Regions from separate parts of the Homo sapiens genome. Here region 2 is linked to region 1. Evidence: read pairs that join two places in POLR2A ChIA-PET (ENCODE). Cell type or tissue: MCF 10A. All regions are shown on one strand.

Region 1 (2,500 bases):
TGAGTCCTGGGTGAAACTCTGACATGTGCTGGCTTCAAGTGAAAACCAGCGCATGCCCAGTTGTGGTAGCTACAGTGAAAGACTCCTGCTTGAGAAAAGCAGAGAGAAGAGTAAAGGGGACTTGGTCTTTCACCTTAGGTACCAGCTCAGCCACAGTGGGGTAGAGCACCAAGTGGACTCTTGGAGTCCCTGATTCTAGGCCTTGGCTCTTGGACAGCATTTCTGGACCTGCACTGGGGCAGAAAGGAGCCCACTGCCCTGAATGGTGAGTCCTAGGTCTGGCAGCACTCACCACAAGCTGACTGAAGAACCCTCAGGTCTTAAGTGAACATCAGCGGTAGCCTGACAGTACTCCCCATGGGCCTGTAGTGGTGGTGGCCAATGCGTGAGGCTCCTCTGCCTGTGGAAAGGGGAGGAAGGACTGGGAAAGACCACGCTTCATGGTTTGAGTACCAGCTCAGCCACAGTAAAATAAAACACCAGGAAGATTTCTGAGGTTTCTTTTTTTTTTCTTCTTTCTTTCTTTTTTTTTTTTTTTTTTTTTGAGGTGGAGTTTTGCTCTTATTGCCCAGGCTGGAGTGCAACGGCACGATCTCGGCTGACCACAACCTCTGCCTTCTGGGTTCAAGCGATTCTCCTGCCTCAGCTTCCTGAGTAGCTGGGATTATAGGCTTGCACGACCACACCTGGCTAATTTTATACTTTTAGCAGAGACGGGGTTTCTCCATGTTGGTCAGGCTGGTCTCGAACTCCCAACCTCAGGGGATCCGCCCGCCTTGGCCTCCCAAAGTGCTGGGATTACAGGCTTGAGCCACCACACCCAGCCGATTTCTGAGGTTTCTAACTCCAGTCCCTGGCTCCCAGATGGCATCTCTGGACCCACCTGGGGTCTAGAGGAACTCCTCAACCTGAAGGGAAGGACACAAGCCTGGTTGGCTTCACCATCTGCTGATTACAGATACCTAGGGTCTTGAGCAAACATAGGCAGTAACCAGGTAGGGGTCACAGCGGGCCTTGGGCAAGACCCAGTGCTGTGCTGGCTTCTGGTCTGACCCAGCACAGTCCTGGTACGGGTGGCAACAGAGGACCTTGTGTCACCCCTCCCCCAGCTCCAGGCAGCTCAGAACAGAGAGAGAAATGATGTTTCTTTAGGAAAAAGTAAAGGAAGAGAATAAGAGACTGCCTATGATACAGGGAATTCTTTTGGATCTTATTGAAGACCACCAAGGACGTACCTCTACAAGTCTACTAGAACTACAGTGTTACTGGGATTGGGTTGTCCTTTACTGCAGGTATGGCTTAGATTACAAAATCCAAGTCCTTTTGAATATCTGCAAGGCCTTCCCAAGAAAGACAAATACAAACAAGCCCAGACTAGAAAGACTACAAGAAATACCTAACTCTTCAATGCCCAGACATGAACAAACATCCATAAGCATCAAGACCATCCAAGGAAACATGACCTCATCAAACAAACTAAATAAGACACCAAGGCTGGGCACGATGCTCACACCAGTAATCCCAACACTTTGAGAGGCTGAGACAGGAAGACTACTTGAGCCCAGGAATTCAAGACCAGCTTGGGCAACGTGTTGAAATGCCGTGTCTACAAAAAATACAAACATTAGCCAGCTGCAGTGGTGTGCACCTGTGGTCCCATCTACGTGGGAGGCTGAGGTGGGAGGATCACCTACCTAAGCCTAGGAGGTAGAGGTTACAGTGAGCCGAGATCATGCCACTGCACTCCAGCCTGGGTGACAGAGTGAGACCCTATCTCAAAAAATAAAACAAAATAAAAAAGACACCAGGGGCCAATCCTGGAGAAACCAAGATATGTGATCTTTTAGAAAGAGAATTCAAAATAGCTGTGTTGAGGAAACTAAAAAAAATTCAAGATAACTCAGAGAAGGAATTCAGAATCCTATCAGATAAATTTAACAAAGACACTGAAATAATTAAATAGAATCAAGCAGAAATTCTGCAGTTGAAAAATGCAACAGACATACTGAAGAGCACATTGGAGTCTCTTAATAGCAAAACTGATCAAGCAGAAGAAAGAATGAGTTAGCTTGAAGACACGCTATTTGAAAACAGAGGAGACAAAAAAAGAATTAAAAAAACAAGCACATCTGCAAGATCTAGAAAAAAGCCTCCAAAGGACAAATCCAAGACTTATTGGCCTTAAAAAGGAGGTAGAGAAAGAGACAGGGGTAGAAAGTGTATTCAAAGGGATAAGCAGAGAACTTCCTAAACCTAGAGAAAGATATTAATATCCAAGTACAAGAAGGTTATAAAACACCAGCAGATTTAACCCAAAGAAGACTACCTCAAGACATTGAATACTCCAAACTCCCAAAGGTCAAGGATAAAGAAAAGACTCTTTAAGCAGCAAGAGAAAGGAAAATATACACTGGAGATCTAATACATCTGACAGCAGACTTTTCAGTGGGAGCCTTACAGGCCAGGATAGAGGGGAAAGGCATAAAGTGAGGAAGGAAAA
Region 2 (2,500 bases), 150 kb before region 1:
GGTCTTGAAATCCTGGGCTCAAGCAATTCTCCTGCCTCAGCCTCCTACAGTGTTGGGATTACAGGCATGAGCCGCCGCGCCTGGCCATTCCATATGAATTTTAAGAGCAGCTTATCAAGTGGCACAAAACATCATGTTGGGATTCTTACTGCAGATCCACTGAACCTGTGGATTAACTGAAGAACTGGCATCTTTCTCATTTAAGTCTTTCTACCCATGGACATGATGTAGTTCTTCACTTGCTGAATCTTTTATGTCTTAAAAAAAAATAATTTGGAGGTTCCTAGATAATGATCTTAAAAATGTTTGGATTTCATTTATTCTTATGTATGTTACTTTATTGCCTTTGTGAAAGGGATCTTTTTTCCAATTAAGTTTTTCACTGATTATTTAGGAAAGCTATTCTTTGGTGTTACTCATATCCAGCAACTCTGAATTCTCTTACTAACTCTAGTAACTTATTAATAGGGTTTTATATTCTATGTACATAATCATACCATCAGCAAAAAATGATCTTTTTATCTTTCTTTCTAATCCTCATACTTTCCCTTTCTCATTTAATAGACAATAATGAAATGTGATAATAGCAAACATCCTTATTTAGTTCTCCACTTTAATGGGAATTAATTTGATCATTAAACATATTTTTAACAGGCTTTGCTAGGTGAAGGACATTCCTTTCTATTCCCAATTTGCTAAGAAGTATTATTTAAAAAAAATCATTAATGACAGATTTTACTGAATGCTTTTTGGGCATCTACTGAAGAGTTACATGATTTTCTCTTAATACTTGGTATTGTGTATTACATAAATACATTTTCTGATGCTGAACCATCCTTGCTTTCCTGGGATAGTTTACTATTTGATAATGTGTAATTCTATTTGCTAATATTTTATTTAGATTTTTAAAAATGATTTTCATAAGATTATAATTTTTGTTTTCTGTACTAATCTTGTTTGATTTTAGCATCAGTATTAAACACTGATTTATTCAGAATTCCTTGTCTGTAGTCTGAAACAGTTTGCACAGGATAGGGATTATCTCTTCCTTTAATGGGGGAGGTAGGTAAAAAAACCATCATGCCTGATTATCAGGTACCACAAGCAATGAACTTGGCTGTGGTTCTCCATCTCCTGTGGGATACTTTTGTAACTGGAGCCCAGCAGGCCTGTTAGCTTCAGACCTGTATACTGCTTTGAGATTCTGTTGTTGATCTTGCTTTTTGACCCTGGCTATGTCTTTGAAAGCGGATTCCATTTTAACATCTTGATCAGATATCCCTCGAAACTGACTTATTATAATCATTTGTTTGTTGGATGAATGACATTCTAGTTGGGAGAATGTAGAAAACAGAACCAGGAATAAGACAATGAACTAACTGCCTTTAGCCTTACCGTCTGCTAATACACATACACGCAAATATCTTTACTGATAAGGAACACCAGAAAAAGTGTGCCTAGTCAAATATTAATCACCATTCATTTTCCCAGCACTATCCTACATAAGATGATTTTCACCTTATTTTTCCTGAATGTAGTCATTTAAAAGTATTGATTGTCAGAAATCCTTTTCCAGAAAAATACTCCTATTAAGCAAAATGTGAGAATGACAAGAAGGAACTTCCATATACTTAAAATTCTCTGAGCAGCAGACACAACAGCCAAAACATAATCTGGTATACTGAGTACTAAATTTTAAAGCACTTATAGAAAAACCCTACAGGAGTCTGGAGGAAATGGGAATTCAAAACTATGTTATAAGAAATGATATTATTTCAAGGCCAGGCGCGGTGGCTCACGCCTGTAATCCCAGCACTTTGGGAGGCCGAGGCGGGTGGATCACGAGGTCAAGAGTTCGAGACCAGCCTGGCCAAAGTAGTGAAACCCCGTCTCTACTAAAAATACAAAAATCAGCCGGGGGTGGTGGCGGGCGCCTGTAATCCCAGCTACTCGGGAGACTGAGGCAGGAGAATCACTTGAATCCGGGAGGCAGAGGTTGCAGTGAGCTGAGACTGCACCATTGCACTCCAGCCTGGGTGGCAGAGACACTCCATCTCAAAAAAAAAAAAAAAAAAGAAATGATATTACTTCTTACCAGGAAGATAACATTATCTACACTACAGTTATTAAACTATTTTAGAAAATGTGTAAGAATGAAGGCTGATAGTGACCTCATATTTATTATATCCTCTAATTTTATTTTACTTTTTGAGACAAGAGTCTCGTTCCTCACCCAGGCTGGAGTGCAATGGTGCGATCTCAACTCATTGCAACCTCCCCTTCCCAGGTTCAAGTGATTCTCATGCCTCAGCTTCCCAAGTAGCTCGGACTACAGGCGTGTGCCAGCAAACCTGGATAATTTTTGTATTTTTAGTAGACACGGGGTTTCACCATGTTGGCCAGGCTGGTTTTGAACTCCTGGCCTCAAGTGATCCACCCACCTTGGCCTCCCAAAGTGCTGGGATTACAGGCATGAGCCACCATGCCCAGCCATATCCTT

What was found. Peaks named below come from ENCODE experiments on the same cell type or tissue, not always from the same donor. Only the 100,000 strongest peaks of a DNase experiment are listed, where the experiment ranks them.
Region 2: POLR2A ChIA-PET joins it to region 1 with 6 read pairs; 2 of 35 experiments call an interaction of 5 or more read pairs at or near these places.

What each region holds. Positions count from the first base shown.
Region 1 is chr2:39,404,095-39,406,594 of GRCh38, forward strand. The region is part of intron 1 of MAP4K3 (mitogen-activated protein kinase kinase kinase kinase 3); the gene reads right to left. Among named protein-coding and RNA genes, the nearest start is that of MAP4K3, 32 kb to the right of the region's middle. In MCF 10A, no CTCF peak of the experiment used is centred here; a DNase peak (open chromatin) is centred at 1,437.
Region 2 is chr2:39,255,740-39,258,239 of GRCh38, forward strand. The region is part of intron 31 of MAP4K3 (mitogen-activated protein kinase kinase kinase kinase 3); the gene reads right to left. Among named protein-coding and RNA genes, the nearest start is that of CDKL4, 13 kb to the left of the region's middle. In MCF 10A, no CTCF peak of the experiment used is centred here; no DNase peak of the experiment used is centred here.